Linked DNA regions of Homo sapiens: region 1 is linked to region 2. A link is an interaction called in ENCODE POLR2A ChIA-PET data of the cell type or tissue named here. Cell type or tissue: Panc1. All regions are shown on one strand. Links, peaks and the distances in the headings refer to the core of each region. The heading gives the core; the rest is flanking DNA.

Region 1 (5,000 bases), core at 1-5,000, 380 kb before region 2:
AGCCAACCCGAGACAGTGAGACAGTGTCCTCCAGGGAGTACCCAGAGACTTGGGCGCCCAGCTTCATTTGCCAGGTTGCGTCCAATATCCCCAAGGTCCGAGGCCCAGCTGAGCAGTGGTCCCTGCATACCAGGCCCTCGCGTGAGCCTCAAAGCCGGGACTGCCGCCCTGAGGCCTGGGCCACCTGCTCTCCGTATGGTCCAGGGTCTGTTGAGTCTTCAAAGCTGCAGATCGTGCTTTGCCCAGCAAGTTGTGTGGGAAAGTCCAGCCCCCTGGCCCTTCGTTCCAGGGAGGGCAGGGACTTGCCCAAGATCACATAAGCTGGTGGCAGGCCAGGCTCTCCCCGGACACCCACTTGGGGCTGTCTTCTTCCTTGGCCCCAGGGGCCCTGCGGCCCAAACCTAGGGCTGGGAACCTGTCCAACCGTGTGGCTCCAACACACACATCCTTCCAGGGTAACTGAGGACACAGCCTCTTCTTGATGCCAGGGCCACTCAGCAGGCCTGGGCCAGAGAGGGTGGGTGCCTAGCCGTGGATCACACAGAAAGCTTTGGGGCAGCCCAGCCGGTCCCGGACGCTGTAGGACACCTCCCAGACGAGGTGGGAGTGTGGGTTCTTCATTGTCCCAATGGCACCTGGGGAAAGGGGTGTCAGGTCAGCAGTGGGGCTTAGTGGGGCCTGTGCCAAGGCTGCCCTCCCTCCTTCCCTTTTCTTGCTGTTTGGAGACGCAAGCCTTCTCCTGGACCTGCAGCTGTGACCCTGGGTCTCGTGCTGCTGGGAAGCTATAACTCCCAGAGGGAAGGGCCAAGGAGTCAGGCCCTGGTACATCCAGGAGGATTTGGGAGAACAGAAGTCCGGACAGAGTGAGGAGTTCCTGGCCAGTCCTGGCCCTGATCTATGCGAGGCCCCACCCAGCCCTTGAAAGGAAGGAAAGGGGAGCTAATTTACTGGAAGGAGCAGCCTGCTGTCCCACCCATGGCTCCATCAGTAAATTCTGGCAACATCTTCAGAGACAAAGCCCAGAGTTGGTGGGATGTGCTGGGGTAGGAGGTGACTCTGGAGGAAAAGTGCTCCCTGTTGCCTAACCCTGGCCTTCCCCTTTCCTTAGGGAGCCCCCACGTGCCTCCCGGCCTGCACTCACCACCTCAGACTTTCACAGATGCGGGCGGCATCGCCAGCTGGTTCACCCTGGGGGAGAGACGGGCGGGGGTCAGGGTGGTGCATCAGCGGGGGCCGGGCCCGGGCACTGCTCTGGCACATCGTGTCGTGGGGGCCAGCTGACCGGAGGTGCTGGGCAGGGACCTCGTCAGCCCCAGGGGGAGATGGGAGAGCCCAGGGGTGGGGAGAGGAGAGAGAGAGGAGTAAAGAGGAAAGGAGAAAGAAGTCAGAAAGTAAGAGGAAGGGGAGGGGCCCCAGCTTTGAAAACCACTAAGTCCAGAGACAAACCCAAGTCTGGATCCACCAGACACCCCCGTGGCCTCCCACAGCTCCAGGCTGACCCTGGCACTGGGCCTCAGGGCTGGACCCCAGCAACCAGTGGGTGCACTGAGTGCATGGGAGGTCTGTACCCTCCCCGCCCCACCCCAGGGCAGGGCTCACGGTGGCTATCACGGTCCCTGCTTCCCGGCGGTGCAGCAGGGCCTCCCCTCCCCCCCACTCACTGCTGCTCAGCCCTGGCGCGGTCGCTGACGAAGAAGAGCGCAGTGGCGAGGAAGAACATGCCGCCCAGGACCACGACGAAAGGGCAGAGCATGAGCGCGTAGCCCAGGCTCAGGAACTCCCAGAGCGGGGAGTCCTTAGTGCTCTGGCGGATCAGGTCTGAGATCTGCGAGGATTTGGGGGTGGATGTCAGGGCAGAGCCCTCCTGCAGTCCCCCAGCCTGCCCTGGCCAGCCCCACCCCGGGGCTACTCACAAAGCCAATGAGGTAGGGGCTCCCGGCGTCCCCCAGCAGGTGGGAGGTGAAGCTCTGCAAGGCCACGGCAGTGGCGCGCCGCGTGGGGATGACCACGTACTGCGGAACAGGCGGGCAGGTCAGCGGCCAGAGGAGAAAGGCTCACGCGCTTGGCCCTGGCCCCGGGCCGTGGCACTTCTGAAGCCCCCACACCCTCAGACTCACTCCTGCCCTACGTCTTGACACCTCTCTCCCCTGGGCCCTGCCCTCCTCCCCACAGTCCCCTCTACTGCCCACCCCACCAGCCTGGCTGCTTCTCTCCTGCCAGTCACCCTTCTCCTCCCTGAGCCCCTCCCACCCACACACAGCTGCAGTCACCCTCACCCCAGGGGCTTCCACACCTCCAACCCAGACCACTGCGACCTGCCCCATACTGAAAGCGTCATTGGCCTCAAACCTGCTGTGCCCCCAGCACACCCCTCTGAAATTGGAATCTTCACCTCCCTCCCAGCTACATGCAGTTAAGGAATGATACTTTGGGGGTTGCCCAGGCGCCAGTCACTAGAGGCCATTAGCCCAGAGCCCTCCGAGCCTCGGAGTACCCGAGCCATCAGGAACGGCCATGCTGCTGCCTCTCCAGCGCGGCTCCTGCTCCATTCCTGAGACCAGGGTGCCTTGGCTTCTGCCCTTGGACCTGGGTCACGGGGACACTGAGGTCTAGAGAGGCACATGTTCCCGAGGGAACCTGAACCCCCGCCACAGCCATTTGTCCTCACCTCCCATCAAGCTAAAGACCCATCTTGGTTCCCCTCCCTGAGGACCAAGCCAGGCCTCGACTGGCCTGGGACAGGAGCTGGTGAGGCAGGCCCCTGCCTGCAAGAGCCTCCGCTCGCACCCGCGGGCACCCTCAGCACCAAATGCCGGCACTGCTGGGCCCCAGACCCCCATCAGACCAAGCAGGCCCCAACCTACAGGAGGTTGGCTTCAAAGCTGGGCAGGCCAGAGTCAGACAGGAGGGGCTGGGGTGGGGGCGGGACAGGCACAGCCAGCTCTGTGGGTGCCCAGGCAGCCCCTGTTCCCCGAGCTCCAGCTGCCTCGCCTCTTTGGAGTGCCAGCCTTAGTGGGCATTGTGTGCAAGCAACCAGCACCCACGGGGCACCCCGTTGCGGGAGAGGTGGGGGGCGGGTGGAAAAGGGCCTGAATCTGATGAAACGAGTGGCCCTGTTTCCAGCAGGAATAAACTGTTACACTTAATAAACCGGGACGCGATTTCCCCGGGACCCTGACCCTGCCGGCAGCTGTCAGGCGCTCCCTGGGGGTGGAGGCAGGAGAGGGGGTCCTGCCCAGCACCAAGAGCACTTAATCTGCACGGACTCCTCCCTTCACTCTGGGCCTGTGCAGTGACCCTGGCGCACCCCTGCCACCGCCTGGCTCCGTGCTGAGGCTCTGAACTGCGCCAGGCCTCCCCACCACCACCGCAGCCCATGGACTCGGGAGGACACAGAGCCACCCCAGGGGGAAGCGGATACGCCCGGAGGCTCAGGGTGGGGTAAGGCAGGCTTCCCGAAGTGCAGGGGCCGCAGTGCCTGGCACACTCATCTCCCGGGCTGTCCCATGCTGGGGCACCCAAACCCGGGCACCCTGAGAATCCACCCGAGTCCTTCCTCTCTGCCCCAGAGCCTGCCCTGACACCTCCCAGACACTCTCTCCTGTCCCCTCCTGACCCTGGCCAGGCTGACCCTTGGGCACAGGACCAAGTGTCACACTCACCCCTGCCACGCCCAGAGGGCCATGAACTCCTAGCTCCACTCCTGGCTCCTCCCAGGGTGCTCCCATCCCCACCCAGGGACACAAGCCCCTGCTGGCCGCTCAAGACAGCCCTTTGTCCCCAGCTGGCTGGGCTAGAGCCCATTGTTGGCCCTGTGAAGACAGCCTCTGTCCGCCCAGCCCCAGCCGCAGGCACGCCTGGGAGCCAGGCTGAGTAGAGAGGGCAGAGCCTATGGATGCTCAGACCCAGCGGGGGGAGGAGGGCGGGCAGGCAGCGCCACCTCAGTGCCAGCCTGGCACCGCCAGCCTCCCAGCCACTAACCTGAGCCTCGAGATGCCCCCTCCCCCTCAGTCTCCACATGGTGCTCTGTCTGCCTGCCCAACCCTGTTTTCCAGCCCTGGCCAGAGGCAGACCCCAAACTCTCTGATCCCCTCCCTGCCTCTGGGTTCACGTTCCTGGCAGGCCTGCCTTCCTACCAGCTCTCCCGCCCCTTCACCCGCCCTCCCCAGGCACCCCTGTGAGGTCAAGAGGCCTGGGTCAGCAGCACAAGGTGACCTCGGCCTGCCTGGCTCACCATGAGGATGTCTGCAGTGATGGCCCAGTTAGAAAACAGCAGCGTCTCCCCGACGAAGATACAGATCTGCCGGGGAGAAGGCAAAGCCACCATCAGCGGTCCCTCCATCCGCAGCAACCACAGTCTCTGTTCCCTACACACTGGCTGCTGGCAGGGAGCCCACAAAACCTCACACCCCTCCCGGGCCCACATCCATTCATGGGCTATCCAGAGACTTCAAGCCATGCCCACGGCCCTGAGGCACCCAGAGGCCCTGGACAGGCTGTGTGTGGCCAGGCTGGGGATGAGCAGGGGCAGCCAGAGAATAGGAGCCTCCCCGAGGGAAGGGAACATCCAGTAAGTCAGACCGAATGTCCTGTTCCAGACCCTCCCGCGGCCCAGGCCCAGCTCCCCCAGCACCCTTGACCCCCGCTGCACTCACATAGGCTCCTACGATGCTGCTCTTGGCAGCCACGAAGATCAGGCAGATGAAGATGGCAGAGCCCAGCATGCCCACGGCACACACCAGTGGGTCGGCCCGCTGGGTCTTCAGGCGGCACCAGCGCGTGGCTCCTGCCCCCGTGACCACGCCCAGAAATCCCGTAAAGCAGGTGATGGCCCCAAAGATGAGGCTGTGGGGACAGAGGATGGTGGCGCACGAGTTGAGGCGGCTCAGGGCTAAGGCTGAGGGGCTCTCCTGTCCGAGGTCCCTCACCAGCCCTGGGCCCACCCCGCGGGGCCCCACCTGTCCTTGGCCCCACAGGGCGGGCTGTTGCACGTCTCTGCT
Region 2 (7,574 bases), core at 1,457-6,456:
GAGCAAGACTCCATCTCAAAAAAAAAAAAAGAAAGAAAGAAAGAAAGAAAGACGGCTCCCAGCAGTGTGGAGGAGGGATTGGAGGGAGGGAGTACAGTTAGGATCCTTCAGTAATCCAAGTGAGAAATGACAGCCTAGGCCAGAGGAAGAGTACTAGGGACAGATAAGAGGGAAGGAAAGGGAGAGAATGAGGGAGGCAGAGGTCCCAGGACCTGCAGGCGGGTTAGGAGGAGGGAAGGGAGGATGGAGTGTGGACGGCTGCTCGGATGCTGACTCTGCGTGTAGCTGGTGGTGCCATTCCCTTGGAGAACTAGAAGCAGCATGGGAGGGGAAGGTGAAATGCTCTGCAAAGCTGCCTGGAGTAGACGTGCAGGTTTGACGGTCTAAGTAACTGTCGGATTTGGAGTGAGAGGAGCCAATGGGAAGGGGTTTGTGGAGGCAAAACGGGGTTCTCAAGGCAATTAAGAAGGAATGGGCAGAGGCAAAAAGGGAAGCAGGATAAAGCCCAGCGAGGGTTTCATGGAGGACCCCACGGTCCACAGTATCCAGAGTGACAAAGCCTAGGTAAGAACTGGATGTGACCACGGAATGTGCCAATGCAGAATTTCTCCTGATTTTTAGAGCAAATGGAGCTGAAAAGCAAAGCTAGTGAGTATAAGCCAAAACTGGAGTTGAGGGAATGTTTATGATGTGAGAGAAGTGAGCTGTTTGATGCATACCTGGGGGAAGATCCAGGAGACGGGGAGAGGTTAAAGGTACAAGAGGGGCAGGTGAGGAGGATGGCGGGGGCAGGCAAAAGGAGCCATGAGCCAGAGCCCAAGTGTAAGGAACAGCTGTGGCCATAGGGGCAATAAGCCCGGGTCTGCCAGTGAGGGGACAGGGGCAGTGAGCACGGGTCTGCCAGTGAGGGGACAGGGGCAGTGAGCACGGGTCTGCCAGTGAAGGGGACAGGGGCAGTGAGTACGGGTCTGCCAGTGAAGGGGAGGCAGCCTCCATTTTCTAGTCTGTGAATCTGGAAAGCGATTTAGTGAAATGAATGATGGAGAAAAAGGAGACAGTGACAGAGAGGGAGGAAGCTGGTGGATGTTGAGGGTGAGACTGAGCGGCAAAGGGAGCTGGGTGGAAGCTCTGATGAGGCGATGCACAGAGGCCGTGGCGCTGTCTGTGGTAGTGCTGGTCCCACTTCTCTGTCTGAAGTAGGAACACTCCTTGCCCCCATCTACCTTCACAAGTAGTCAAGAGGTAACAGGTATGACATTGCCAGATGACGCTGGACATACAAACCACTGGACAAGCAGCAAGCCCAGCCACCTTAAGTTTGAAGCCTTGCCCAAGCTTTAATGTCATGCTAACCAGTTACCTTGTTAGAGCTGGGAAGCCACCTTTTGCTCAAAATGCAGACTTCTGCCTTTGAAAACACACCACACCTGATTTTAAGTGCTTAAAGGACAGAAAATGTCGTTGCTTTAAATTGTTGCTTTGTTCAGAGACATCTGGATTTGCTGTATCCATACAAGCAAAAGCTTTTCCAATTCCAGAATCAACCCACACTAATTTGTTATTGCCTCGTACTGTATTGGCCCAGCTGTAATCAACTCAGCAGGCTTTTGGTTGTAAATTCAAGTGGAAATTGAGTTGGTCTTATTTGTGCCCGTTGATATCTGAGGGCTGTGAGGAAGATGGCCAGTAGGTCAAAGGGAATAGTGTTGAAAAGCTGACCAGTACTGGGCAGGTGGCCGGCTGTCCCTCAGGCACCACAACGCCGAGCCACGGTAAGGGGCATGAGCCACATTTGCAGAATATAGCCAGAGTCCTTCCAGACCCTCCTGATTCGCGCCAGGAGGCATCCCAGGGCACACAAGTGTCAAGGGCCTACTCAGGTGCTTGGCAGAGCTCTCTGTGTGTTATTAACAGAAGAGGCTACGGCTTAGAGTGGAAAGGAGCATGTGATGGCTAGCGGTGGGCAGCCTGTGTACTCTGCCAAGTTTGGGTGGTCCAGGTCCCCACGATTTCTGTGTGGAGGGTTGTCCGGCATCTGGCCACTAGGGGGGCCGGTGGTTCTCACACACACGCAGCGGGGCTCCTTAGCACCTGGCTTATACAGCTTCCTGGGGACGCCAATCCAGTCTCTGCTCACACCTCCACTAAGGATAGACGGAAAGAGGACTTCTTAAATGTGAGAACTCATGAGTCTCTGGGAAGGGGAGAGCAGGAAGCAGAGAGCCAGGCCTTCTGAAAAGTAGAAGCCTACCAGAGTGTTTCCCAAGGCAGCAGGCTACAGCGCTCAGCCCCTGAGCCTTCATGCTCTCTCCTAACATCCTCCAGCTTCCCCTGCAGGGCCACCACCACCTTCCCCAGGCCAAGGGCACAGTCCATGGTTCCTTTCACTGTGCTCCCCAGCCCCTGCCCTGCCCCTTCTTAGGAGGCAGCACCACGTTCCTGCACTGGTGGCAACAGCTGTGAAAGGGCTTCCCCTGCTGGCCTGTGAGCTTCTCAGAAGCAGTGTCTGGGTGCGACTGTCCTCTTCCTTCCCCACTACAACCCAGCGCAGGTCAGGGTCTTCACCTTCTTCTCTGGGGCACTTGGCTGGGGGTGGGCAATTGGGCCCTGGCCCTTGGCCACCTGGGTCGGCCTTCTCTGGGAAGCCCTTGGCATAGAGTGTAGCTGCAAGCTGTCCTGTGCCCCACAGGTCCAGTCCTTGATGGCACTAGGCTTCAGACACGGAGGATTCAGCTGTGGCCCAACAACCTGAGCACCCTCCTATCTTGGGCAGGGGCCTTGCCCACCTCAGGGCACTGGGCTCAGTCTCTGATGGACTCAGAGGCCTTGCAAGAAAGAAACTGAGGTTCTTGGAACTGACGCCTCAGACAGCTTCCGGTGCCTGCTGTCAGAGAAACTGCCCCCAGCGAGAAAACATCCTACTTCTAGCTTACCAAGAACAAGGCTGTCACCCAAACGCCTCCCTCTTCTACCCAGCCTCCATCCCATCATTGGGGATCTGTACTCCACACCTTGTCCCTGCCTTCGGCACTTGTTCCTCTCAGTCTAATGGGACACACACAGGTGAACAGAAGACAACAAACTGAGCTGAGGCACAGGGATAGGGCCCCGCAGTTCACTAGGGTGGCCCTGGAAGGGTTTTGTGGGGAAGGCAGAGCCTGAACTACTCAGTCATGAAAGCAAGAAGAGGTTCAGGAGACACAGGGGAAGGCTGTGGGGAGGGAAAAGGAGGCAGGGCCCAAGGAAGCAAAGTCAAGCATCTGAACGCACGCAGGCCTCCTGGAGTCTCCTCCTCCTGGAGTCTCAGAGACCAGTGCTCTCTGAGGCTACCTGCATTCAGGCCTGTGTCACAGGAAGGCCCACGCCTATCTTAGCTTCTCTCCATAAAGTGAGCAGGCCAGGTTCTCACAGTCCCCTCTTTCTTGAGATGACACTGGAGAAGCTGTCTCTTCAAAGCTAGCGGCCAGGAAAGAAGGAGCTTTCCTTCCTGCTACCTTTGCCCTTGCTCCGCTCATTTAAGGCTGAGAACTCCGAATTTGCAGTGGTTTTTTTTGTTTGTTACTGTTTTTTTGTTATGTTGCCCAGGCTGGACTCCAACTCCTGAGCTCAAGCGACCTGCCTGCCTCAGTCTCCCAAGTAGCCAGGACCACAGGTGTGGCCCACAAGCCACCATGCCCGCCTCACCTGTTTTTAAGACAGCAGTTGAAGCCATCACTGCAGGTACCCTCCCCACCTCCTCGTCCCTCTCCTATAGATAGGCATGATTTGTGCTGTCAAACAGGAAACCAAAGCCCGTGGGTGGCTGAGCAGGCCAAAGAAAGCAAGAAATCCTGCTTGTGCCTTCTCATTCCCGGGTCAAGGTTGTGTCAGCAGGATCTTTGGAGAATTCGGAAAAAATAAAAAGATGCCCAGGCCTCAAGTCCAAGTCTCAACCCATTCAGTTGAGTGGAGTGAGGTCTGACCATCCGTAATTTCGGCAATTCCCCAGAAGATCTAATATGCAGCCAAAGTTGAGAATTATTATCAGTATTTTGAAAAAGCTCCCCAGGGTTAACAATCAATTCCTGAATTCACTGAATACTGCAGGCAGGATGGCCTAGGAGTTGGATTTGGGACAGGCAGAAAGGAGAAGAAGGGGAGCCTGCTTACCTCTTCTGGGAGCACCAGAGCCGGCTGCCCCTGGCTGAGCTCCACTCCGCGTTGCACGGCGGGAATGTCTGCTTCTCTTGCAGCTGTAGTTTGTTGGCCTCCAAGCCTCTGGTGATCGCAGCTTCTACCTGGGTCAGTGCCGGGGTGGGCAGCCCATCCTCTCCGTAGAACCGTCCTGTCACCCTCCCTGTGATGACAGGAAGGCAGATGTGAGTGAGAGTGAATACTCAGCTGCTGAGGCAGGTGTGGGAAGGCACAAGTTCCCAGGGTTTCTGACTTCAGTCCTGCTGGTGCGCGTTTAATAAGAACTTCTACTGCAGGCACTCCTGGTGCCTTGCACACCAACCTCTTAGCACCCTACAAGCCCCCACACAGCTGCATCCCTCTTCTAGCTGCAGAGCCCTTCAGCACAGAAACCATCAAACCTCTCTCACTTCCAGACAAGGCTTCCCTGAGGGCACAGCCATGTGTGATTCATTTCTCCATGCTTCCATGTGCTTGGAGCACACGCTGGGTATTCAATTAATGTTTGATGAATGAATGGCTTATTGGCTAACATTTTTTAAATGTTTATTATAATAGAGATGGGGTCTCACTCTGTTGACCAGGCTAGTCTTGAACTTCTGGGCTCAAGCAATCCTCCCACCTCAGCTTGTTGAGTAGATGGGGGTACAGGTGTAAGTCACACTGTGCCCGGCTTTAAAATGCCTGTCAGAATTTGTAAAAGTCTAAGCTATGGCAGCAGCCAGCAAGTGGTCCACCAGCCTATAGGCCAGAAGGAAAAACAGGTCAGTTCTCTCAGCCCAGGGTCCTAATGTAGCCCAGTCCTGAGGTGCAAATGCCCTTCAGAGGCAGCACCTGCCACAAGGCAAGAGAAGCAGAAAGGAAGCACTTGAGGGAGGTGCGACCGAAGAGGGAGCAACCCCTAAGAACTAGCTTTACCTTCGATTCTAGTGGCGCGTATGTTCAGCGCATCTGAGATTCAGCTCGTCTCCCAAGTCCAACGCCCTCCCTGACTTTCCCAAATCCGTGTTGCCTCTAGCCTGTGACCTGCATTAGGAGCCTGACTCCTCCTCCTCTACATCCACATCATACTCCCTTCCTTGCTGTCTGATCGGATCCATCAGAAAACCTCGTCAGTCCTACCTCTGAACAGATCCTGATTCTGTTCACTCCTTTCCATTCCCACTGCCATCACCCTCCTCCAAACCACGGACTGTGGCAGTGGCCTCCTAACTGCTCTCTGGTCAGCTCATGCCCTCCTAGAGTTCTCTGTCCATAAAACAACTAGGGGATCTTTTAAAAACATGAATCCTACCATGGCTCTCCGATGCCTGATTAAAACCCTTCAATGGCTTCTTAAAGCAGACAAAAATGCAAATTTCTTATCAAGGCCTCTAAGGCCCTGTAACCATTTAACTGATTTGCTTCTTCAGCCTCTTACAAGCTACGTCCCCCCTCGTTCACGGGGGGCTCCAGCACACTGGCTTCCTTTCTGTGTCTTGGCTGTGCTTCCCCACTCCCCACCTTCGCACCGCTCTTCCCTGACCCAGCACACTCTCCTCAGGTCTCGGTGTGGCTGCCTCCCACTCACCTGCCGGTCTCAGCTTAACGGTCATTTTCTCCAAGAAGCCACTCCTGAGCATGTGCTCTAAAGGAGCCAAAGCTCCCAAACGTATTACATCACAGTTTGATGCATGGTCCTATGTGGAGTTGTTCAATCTGTTTACTTGTCTATGATGGCTCTCTCTACTAGTGAGGCGCAGTACTCAGAACAGCTTAGCGCCAGGCGCAGCGGCTCACACCTGTAATCCCAGCACTTTGGGAGGCTGAGGCGGGCAGATCACTTGAGGTCAGGGGTTCGAGACCAGCCAGGCCAACATGGTGAAACCCTGTCTCTACTAAAAATACAAAAATTTGCTGGGCGTGGTGGTGCATGCCTGTAATCCCAGCTACCCAGGAGGCTGAGGCAGGAGAACTGCTTGAACCTAGAAGTTGGAGGTTGCAGTGAGCTGCAGTCGTGCCACTGCACTCCAGCCTGGGTGACAAAGCAAGACTCCATCTGAAAAAATATATAAATAAATAAAACAGCTTAGCATAGAGCATTCATTTTAAATACTTATTAGATGAATAAAGAAAGGAATCAGGGCCCGAGTCACAGGCCTGCAGTCTATGAGTTGGCCTGGCACAGAATTTCCCACTACGGGGGTTGGGGTGTCTGTGTTATATGGTGACAAGCCTGTCTTTGGTGAGTTTCTGACATGAGACCCAAAGAGAGGACAGTAGTAGCAGAGGCAACAGAGGAAGAGTTCTAGAATCTGTGTCATGAGAATGGTGATCACCAGTGGCTGCATCTCCAAGCCAATCCTGTATCCACAGCATAACCAAGGCCATCTTGTTTTCCCTTGAGGCCTGGCCATGTTGGCTGCCAAGATGGCTTCCTGGCTGTCCTCACTTCAGTATGTACCCTTACAATAAACCTTCATCCACTGATGTATCCTGAGGGTTTCTGGTAACCTGAAAGAGCCTAACATGGCCCCTATCCTACAGAATGAGCTAACAGGGGCAGGAACTGGACTCAATTCATCCCTGGTCCCCCTGAGGATGGAACCCGTAACTTATGAGTAGTAGGTATTCAATAAGATCCTGACATCAACTAAAATCCTTCTGAGGCATTTCCCGCCACATGCCCCACCCCATCCTCAACACATTATACATCATTCAAACAAGACCAGCTCACTTGTCACACCAAACGCATCCGAACACTTCCAGTGTGCTCCCAAATCTTAGTATGAAGTATTTGGCCTGGCATTCTTTGCCCATTTACAGGACTCTGTTCTTTTTTTTTTTTTTTTGAGACAGGGTCTCACTCCGTTGCCCAGGCTGGAATGCAGTGATGTGATCTCGGCTTATCGCAACCTCTGCCTTCCAGGTTCAAGTGATTCTCATGCTTCAGCCTCCTGAGTAGCTGGGATTACAGGTGTGTCCCACCACACCCAGCTAATTTTTTGTATTTATAGTAGAGACATGGTTTTGCCATGTTGGTCAGGCTGGTCTTGAACTCCTGACCTCAACTGATCCGACCACCTCAGCCTCCCAAAGTGCTGGGATTACAGGCATGAGCCACCGGTCTGGACTCCATTCTTATTCTTTTTCTTTTTTTTCTTTTTTTTTGAGACAGAGTCTCACTCAGCCACCCAGGCTGGAGTGTAGTGGTGCGATCTTGGCTCACTGCAACCTCCGTCTTCCAGGTTTAAGCAATTCTCCCGTCTCAGCCTCCTGAGTAGCTGGGATTACAGGCACCTGCCATCATGCCCGGCTAATTTTTGTATTTTAATAGAGACAGGGTTTCACCATGTTGGCCAGGCTGGTCTTGAACTCCTGACCTCAGGTGGTGATCCGCCCACCTCGGCCTCCCAAAGTGT

The links. Peaks named below come from ENCODE experiments on the same cell type or tissue, not always from the same donor. Only the 100,000 strongest peaks of a DNase experiment are listed, where the experiment ranks them.
Region 1: POLR2A ChIA-PET joins it to region 2 with 10 read pairs; 2 of 35 experiments call an interaction of 5 or more read pairs at or near these places.

The regions. Positions count from the first base shown.
Region 1 is chr17:4,533,088-4,538,087 of GRCh38, reverse strand. It overlaps SPNS2 (SPNS lysolipid transporter 2, sphingosine-1-phosphate), which reads right to left. Exons shown (of 13, transcript NM_001124758.3): 7 at 4,959-5,000; 8 at 4,656-4,845; 9 at 4,235-4,300; 10 at 1,914-2,012; 11 at 1,662-1,825; 12 at 1,142-1,188; 13 at 1-635. The coding sequence ends at 1,146. Among named protein-coding and RNA genes, the nearest start is that of MYBBP1A, 20 kb to the left of the region's middle. In Panc1, for the core only: no CTCF peak of the experiment used is centred there; no DNase peak of the experiment used is centred there; H3K27ac peaks cover 557 bases.
Region 2 is chr17:4,151,436-4,159,009 of GRCh38, reverse strand. CYB5D2 (cytochrome b5 domain containing 2) reads right to left here. Exons shown (of 4, transcript NM_144611.4): 3 at 4,150-4,336; 4 at 1,313-2,144. The coding sequence ends at 1,928. It overlaps LOC124903898 (a long non-coding RNA gene), which reads left to right and starts at 2,817. Exons shown (of 3, transcript XR_007065581.1): 1 at 2,817-3,063; 2 at 3,586-3,720; 3 at 4,087-4,173. In Panc1, for the core only: no CTCF peak of the experiment used is centred there; no DNase peak of the experiment used is centred there; H3K27ac peaks cover 46 bases.